Linked DNA regions of Homo sapiens: all the other regions are linked to region 1. Evidence: chromatin loops called from intact Hi-C (ENCODE). Cell type or tissue: OCI-LY7. All regions are shown on one strand.

What was found. A loop is a pair of places that touch in the nucleus more often than their neighbours do. Peaks named below come from ENCODE experiments on the same cell type or tissue, not always from the same donor. Only the 100,000 strongest peaks of a DNase experiment are listed, where the experiment ranks them.
Region 2: a loop joins it to region 1, with 9 times the contacts of the local background. A loop is called at or near these places in 103 of 110 quality-filtered maps.
Region 3: it touches region 1 in a loop (8-fold over the local background); 2 of 110 quality-filtered maps call a loop at or near these places.

What each region holds. Positions count from the first base shown.
Region 1 is chr11:62,541,941-62,544,440 of GRCh38, forward strand. All of the region lies in intron 1 of AHNAK (AHNAK nucleoprotein), which reads right to left. Among named protein-coding and RNA genes, the nearest start is that of AHNAK, 3.6 kb to the right of the region's middle. RefSeq lists an enhancer at 740-869. In OCI-LY7, CTCF peaks have their summits at 1,010 and 1,214; a DNase peak (open chromatin) is centred at 991; H3K27ac peaks cover 280 bases.
Region 2 is chr11:62,423,392-62,425,891 of GRCh38, forward strand. The region is part of intron 1 of LOC102723765 (a long non-coding RNA gene); the gene reads right to left. Among named protein-coding and RNA genes, the nearest start is that of SCGB1A1, 5.6 kb to the left of the region's middle. RefSeq lists enhancers at 1,221-1,310, 1,351-1,420. In OCI-LY7, a CTCF peak has its summit at 1,497 (motif pointing right); a DNase peak (open chromatin) is centred at 1,510.
Region 3 is chr11:62,463,707-62,466,206 of GRCh38, forward strand. It overlaps a transcript of AHNAK not described here. Among named protein-coding and RNA genes, the nearest start is that of SCGB1A1, 46 kb to the left of the region's middle. In OCI-LY7, a CTCF peak has its summit at 1,090; a DNase peak (open chromatin) is centred at 1,175.

The DNA of each region.
Region 1 (2,500 bases):
CTAACCGGAGCAGAAGTGCGCAGACATCTCAGAGTCTAAGCTGGCATTAACAACTTTTACAAACCCACCTAGCTGATTCTGGGCAGTGTGCAGGGAGGAGGGGCAGGTTAGGGAGGTGGAATTACCAGGAAGAATTAGATGAACATGTTGCAAAACACATGCAACTTGGGCACCTTCAAAGAAAGGCACACAAGCACACACACACACATACACACCATTAGTACACGGAGACCCTCAGCCCCATTCTCCACTCTACACAGCCCAGGGCAGCCTGCAGCCCCAGCCAGCCTTCACCGGCTCACAATAGACAGTTGTCCTGCAGGTCCCTATGCCTGTTTACCTGGCACCTGTGTCCCTTGAGCCTGCACCTCCCCTTGTGTGTGTGCACCTGCCTGGCCTCCTCCCTGCTCCCTGCCCTTAGGAGAGGGAGGCGCCAGCCCAGCCACAACTCCCACCAGGAGGAAGTTTTTCCATCCTTGTCATTCCAGCCCTCCCCTCCCCATCACCCCCTTCCCCTGGCCCCTCACATCATGCTGACTTCCAGGGCAGCCCTTACACCCCAACCTCAGCCAGCTGGTTGCTTTCTGACTCTGCTGTGACGCCTTTCTCCATCTCTCTCTACCCCAGCCACGCACAGCCCCATCCCATGCTACAGTGAGCTTGGAAGCCCTGAAGCTCCAAGCTCTCACTTCCAGCAGCGAGGGAGATTCCCTCTTCCCTCCCTGGCCAGGAGGGACTCTGCAATCCTTGTGAAAGGGGGCTGGGGACAGCCTATGATCCAGTGGGGAGTCCCCACACCTGGACACAGAAGCAGGGAAGAGTGGGCCTTTACCCAGAACCACTGGGATTAAGACACCAACTCTGAGGGTGGCGTCCTATAGGAGAGGGGGTGGAGCAGAACGCTTGGTCTTGCCCTGTGGGGTAGATTACAGTTTGGAAGCTGCCTGTCTGCCCCACCCAAGGCCGGGATCTGGGGAGGGCGCTGCTTGCTCTCCCCCCAGCGGTCGGACCACGCTACTGCAGGGGCGTGGGGCCAGGCCGCTCCGGCTCTGTCGCTGAAGAGCTACCCCCGAGCCCCGCCAGGACACGTAGCTGTAGACGGGATCAGCTCCAGGCACTTCCCCTTCCCCCAGAACCTCCGCTCCAGCCCCCGGGGGACCGGGCAGGATGCCCCTCCCTGACAGGCCGTGTGCAGTGCCTTGCTTAGCCTGCTCAGCTGGGGCCTGCACCCCCAAGGCTGTCCTCAACCTCCCAAAGGCTTCTGGACACAAACTGCGCGTGCGGACATGTCCAGGACCGAGAAACTCACTTCAGTCCTTACCTACAACCCCTACGGGCCCGCAGGAAACCTCCACCACCAGAGCAGAATGCCACTGCCATCCTCTGCCTCCAAGCCCGATGACAACGCAGGCAGAGGTGACACATCCAGGCACGCCACAAGGGGAAGACCTTCATTCACAACCAGTGGGATACTCTCTCACAGGCAATGACACACATCTCACTCAGAGACAAGCTGTGACATGGTGGTCACAAGGACCTAAAGCCACAGTGGGACGACACCTGCAATGCTATCAGTGACCTACCTAAGACTGCCAGCGACAGCTCAGCCACAGCCCTGGTGGGAACTGAGGCCAGCAGGGAGGAAAAGGGGCTTCATTCCTTCGGAATCCTCTTGTGGCCCACCCACGTGCCCCCCACACTCCCTCGGGCACACCCAGGAACGCTGGAAATTGCTCGTGCTCAGGAAGCCTTGGGAGTCCCACCGGATGGCCTGAGCCCAGGGAAATGCCAGCCTGGATGAATCGATGGGGGACGAAGAGAAGTCAGAAGGCCCTCCATCCCTGCCACTGCCACCGCCCAAGCAGCACATTCTAAATCCTCCCCAGCGGCCATCACCCTTCCTCAAACCTAAGCGTGCACAGCACGGTGCCAGCCCAGCTCCGGGGAGAGAAACTTTGGGGCCTCGGGAATGGTGGGGGAGAGAGCCACACTGTTCCCATAAGGAGTAGGACTAGCTCTCCCGGTCTGTCTCTCTGTCTGTCTCCAGGCAGTTCCCAAGTTCTAAAGAAGGTGGTGACCACACCCCAGAGCCCCACACACCCCTCCGCCCCCACGGCTTTGCCCCAACCCCTCAAACCAGCTCCTCAGGCTCAGGGTGACCGGCTCTGCCAGGACCCACCAGCCAATTCCAAGTCGAGCAAAAGAATCCAGCCTGGCAGCACCGCCACCTTTCCCCAGGACTTCCTGAGGGCTAAGATGACTCCGGGGACCCCCAGCCAACTCCGTACCCTGGGCTGACGCTGGACCTTCTCCCTCAACAGGTCCCTGTGTCCCACCCCTGGCCCTGGACCATGTCTGGCTGCCACAAGTCCTCAGCTCCGAGGGGTTGGCTCCTCAAGGAGTTCCCGGACCAGGACCCCTGAATCGCTGCTGTGGGCCTCCATATCAGCCCGCATGACTTATGTGGCTCCCCATGTGTCCCTGTTCTCTGACCAGTGTC
Region 2 (2,500 bases), 120 kb before region 1:
CAGACCATCTACTCAACATCACAGACTCTACTCAACATCACAGACTCCACTTGTCCAACAGAACCAGTGATCCTGCCCCAGTCTGTTCCTATCTCAGTGAGTTCTGGCTCCATCCTCCCCGCTGGGCTGCACCAGCCTGAGGAGCATCCGCGATCCTTCCTTCTCTAGCCAACCCAGGCTACCTCTAAAGGGCCTCTGGAATCCTTCACTCCAAGTCCACAGGCAACACCCCCATCCCTGCCTGTACAGCCCCCGGGGCCTCCTCTCTGGCTCCCAGCCAGACTCCAGGGCCCCCACAATCCCTTCTCCAACAACCCAAAGGAATTCTTCTCAAGTGCAAAGTCCCTCCCCATCCTTCAAAGCTTTCTAGGGCTCTTATTGTAAAATCCTAAATCCTGACGATAGATAGTGGCCCCTCACCAGTCTTTCCTGTGCTCCTCCTTCCCACGGCTCCTTCATTCTGCTCAGTCCCCACACACACCCCCACCTTCCCTGCCCTCAGTTTTTAAAAAGAGCCAAGCCCCTTTCAACCTTAAGACCTTTGTACCAGCCACACAGCCCTGGCTGCTCAAAAAGTGTGGCTGATGGCCAGGCACGGTGGCTCACGCCGGTAATCCCAGCACTTTGGGAGGCCAAGGCGGGAGGATCACCTGAGGTCAGGAGTTCGAGACCAGCCTGGCCAACATGGTGAAACCCCATCTCTACTAAATATACAAAAAATTAGCCAGGTATGGTGGTGCGTGCCTGTAATCCCAGCTACTCGGGTGGCTGAGGCAGGAGAATCACTTAACCTGGGAGGCAGAGGTTGCAGTGAGCTGAGATCGTGACACTGCACTCCAGCCTGGACAACAAGAGTGAAACTCCATCTCAAAAAAAAAAAAAATTGTGGCTGATTGGTTTTTAAAATTGCTCTAGAGCAAAATGTGCAAAGAATAGAACTCATCCTAAAGATGCATCCATGTGGATATAAAGACCCCCAAATCCCCGGCCAGTTTCATGGCAGCCAGCCCCCTGCTGGGCCACATTATCCACAGCACCTAAATAGAAGCGGAGGATTGGCTGGGCTTGGTGGCTCATGCCTGTAATTCCAGCACTTCGGGAGGCTGAGGTAGGAAGATGGCTTGGGCCCAGGAGTTCAAGACCAGCCTGGCAACATAGTGAGACTCCATCTCTACAAAAATAAAAATAAATTAGCCGAGTTTGGTAACGCATGCCTGTAGAGCTGGCTACTCTGGAGGCTGAGGCAGGAGGATCTCTTGAGTCCAGGAGTTCCAGGCTGCAGTGAGCTATGATCATGCCACTGCACTCCAGCCTGGGTGACAAAGGTGAGACCCTGTCTCAAAAGGAAAGAAAGAAAAAGGTGGAGGACTGCAGAGGGGCTGCAGGAATCGGAAGGGCGTCGGCAGAGGGCACGGAAGGAGGCGGCGGGTTAGAGACGGAGCTCTCCAGTTCGAGCCCCTCCATGGAGCAACGTGGTCCGGTGGGCCTTGTGCCCCGCGGCCACTAGGGGGCAGCATCGTCCACAGGGTCCTGGAGCGGACGCGCTGTCGGGGCTGAGGCACCCAGAGCTCCGGCTCTGAGGATCTGGTGTCATCCGTATAATTTTTTAAATCTCGGCCGTGCGCGGTGGCTGACTCCTGTAATCCCAGCACTTTGGGAGGCCGAGGCGGGTGGATCACCTGAGGTCGGGAGTTCGAGACCAGCCTGTCCAACATGGTGAAACCCCATCTCTACTAAAAATAAAAAATTAGCTGGGTGTGGTGGCGCGCACCTGTAGTCCCAGCTATTTGGGAAGCTGAGGCAGGAGAATCGCTTGAACCCAGGAGGCGGAGGTTGCAGTGAGCCGAGATCGAGATCGCGCCACTGCACTCCAGCCTGGGAGGTTGCAGTGAGCTGAGATTGTGCCATCGCACTCGAAAAAAAAATAATAATAAAAAATATATATATATAAAATAAAAATCTCATATTTTGAAAGTTTTAAAATCCGAATTCTGAGGGAAAACAGGGGCAGCCACACAAACCATGTTGCCACCCGGTTGAACCCTGCCAGGGAGTGATGTGTCAGCCTTTTTGGGATTAGCAATAATTCCATTCCCAGACGATTTCAAGGGCAAGGTTCATGGAATCTAGAACTTGAGATGGCCCCAAAGGTGGAGAAGACCATGCGGAGCTGGCGGGGCTGGCCTTTGACCTCCACCTGCCCGGTTTCTAAAGTCCCCAGGCAGAAACCACAACCCAATAACCCTTATTGATTGCTTAGGTGCTGGCAGGCGCTTTCGCAATCTTTTTTTTTTTTTTTTTTTTTGAGATGGAGTCTTGCTCTGTCTCCAGGCTGGAGTGCAGTGGCATGATCTCAGCTCACTGCAACCTCCAACTCCCTGATTCGAGCAATTCTCCTGCCTCAGCCTCCCGAGTAGATGGGATTACAGGCTCCTGCCATCATGCCTGGCTAATTTTTGTGTTTTAAGTAGAGACAGGGTTTCTCCATGTTGGCCAGGCT
Region 3 (2,500 bases), 78 kb before region 1:
TTTTGGTTGTTTTTTTGTTTGTTTGGTTGGTTGGTTGGTTTGTTTTGGGTTTTGTTTTTGTTTTTGTTTTTTTGGGAGACAGAGTCTTGCTCTATCCCCCAGGCTGGAGTGCAATGGTACGATCTCGGCTCACTGCAACCTCCGCCTCCCAGGTTCAAACAATTCTCCTGCCTCAGTCTCCCAAGTAGCTGGAATTACAGGCGCCCGCCACCACGCCCGGCTAATTTTTTTTTTTGTATTTTTAGTAGAGATGGGGCTTCACCATGTTGGCCAGGATGGTCTCAATCTCCTGATCTCGTGATCCGCCCGCCTCAGCCTCCCAAAGTGCTGGGATTACAGGCTTGAGCTACCGTGCCCGATGAGTTTTTTTTTTAATAGGATCTTCCTGTGTCATCATTGCAGCCTCAACCACCCTGGCCCAAGTGATCCTCTCTCCTCAGCCTCCCAAGTAGCAGAAACCACAGGAACGGGCCACCATACCCTGCTAATCTGCTAATCTGCTAATCTTTTTCTTTTTTGGGGGCGGGGCGGTGTAGAGACAGACTCTTACTATGTTGATCCGGCTGGTCTCAAACTCCTGGGCTAGAGTGAGCCTCCTGCCTCAGCCTCCCAAAGTGCTGGGGTTACAGGCAGGAGCCACCGCACCCAGCCTGAACTTGCTATTTTAAAATTGGATTTTCAGCTGGGCACCTGGCTCACGCCTGTAATCCCAGCACTTTGGGAGGCTGAAGCGGGTGGATCACCTGAGGTCAGGAGTTTGAGACCAGCCTGACCAACATGGCGAAATCCTGTCTCTACTAAAAATACAAAAATTAGCCGGGCGTGGTGCCACGCACCTGTAGTCCCAGCTACTCAGGAGGCTGAGGCAGGAGAATCACTTGAACCCAGGAGGCGGAGGTTGCAGTGAGTTGAGATCGTGCCACTGTACTCCAGTCTGGGCAACAGACCAAGATTCCGTCTCAAAAAAAAAAAAAATTAGCCAAGTATGGTGGCATGTACCTGTAGTCCCAGCTATTTGAGAGGCTGAGGTAGGTGGATCCCTTGAGCCCAGGAGGTCGAGGCTACAGTGAGCTGTGATGGTGCCACTGCACTCCAGCCTGGGCGACAGAGGGAGACCTTGACTCAAAAAAAGAAAAAGAAGTACACGCTTGGGTGATCTGGCAGCGTCAGGTTGCTGTAAAAGTTGCAGAACACCTGGTCTCAGTTTCTATAAGGTGTTTCCTTGTGGAGCAGTAACAAACAGCTCCTGGACAGACACAGTCGGGAACCCCTTTTGAAGAGCTTTCCTCTAGATCCCACATCCTCCTGGCTTTCCTCCTCTCACACTTGCTGTTCCTCCCGTTTCCTTTGCTGCATCCTCTTCCTTTTCCTTTTCCTAGATCCCAGATGTTGGAGAGCCCCAAGTCTCAGCCCTTGGTCCTCTCTGTTCTTACTCCATCCTCTCCCAGTTGGTGCCAAGCAGTCTCTTGGCTGTAAATATCACCTACACACTGATGGCCCTTGCGGTGGATAGAGTTCTGTCCCCCCCTCGAAAGATATGTTGAACTCCTAACCCCCAGTACCTGTGAATGGAATCTTATTTGGAAACACGGTCTTTGCAGATGTGATCAAATTTTACCGTGCGGTCGCTGGGCATGGTGGCTCACGCCTGTAATCCCAGCACTTTGGGAGGCCGAGGTGGGTGGATCATGAGGTCAGGAGTTTGAGACCAGCCTGACCAACATGGTGAAACCCCGTCTCTACTAAAAATACAAAAATTAGCTGGGCGTTGTGGCAGGCGCCTGTAATCCCAGCTACTCAGGAGGTTGAGGCAGGAGAATCACTTGAACCCAGGAGGCGGAGGTTGCAGTGAGCCAAGATCGTGCCATTGCACTCCAGCTTGGGTAACAGAGTGAGACTCCGTCTCAAAATAAATAAATAAATAAATAAAAATTAAAATTAAAATTAAAAAAATTTTACCATGAGGTCATATTGAATTAGAGTCAGCCCTGATCTAATGACTGGTGTCCTTATAAGAGGAAACACAGAGACACAGATAAAGGCAGCCACATGGAGATGGGGGCAGAAATTGGAGTTATGCTGCTCTAAGCCAAGAAACACCAAGGATTCTGAGCACCAGCAGCTAGAAAGAGGCAAAGGAGGATTCTTCCCTAGAACCTTTCAGAGGGAACATGACCCTGCTAGCACTGTAATTTTGGGCTTCTGTCCTCCAGAACTGGAAGACAATAGCCTCCAGAACAATAAGTGGCTGTTGTTCAAAGCCACTCAGTTTGTGATAATTATAGCAACCAAAAGAAACTAATACAACCCTCAATTTATATCTCTAGCCTGGGCCGGGTGTGGTGGCTCATACCTGTAATCCCAGCACTTTGGGAGGCCGAGGCGAGTGGATCACTCAAGGCCAGGAGTTCGAGATCAGCCTGGCCAACATGGCGAAATCCCGTCTCTACTAAAAATACAAAAATTAGCTAAGAATGGTGGCACACACCTGTAGTCCCAG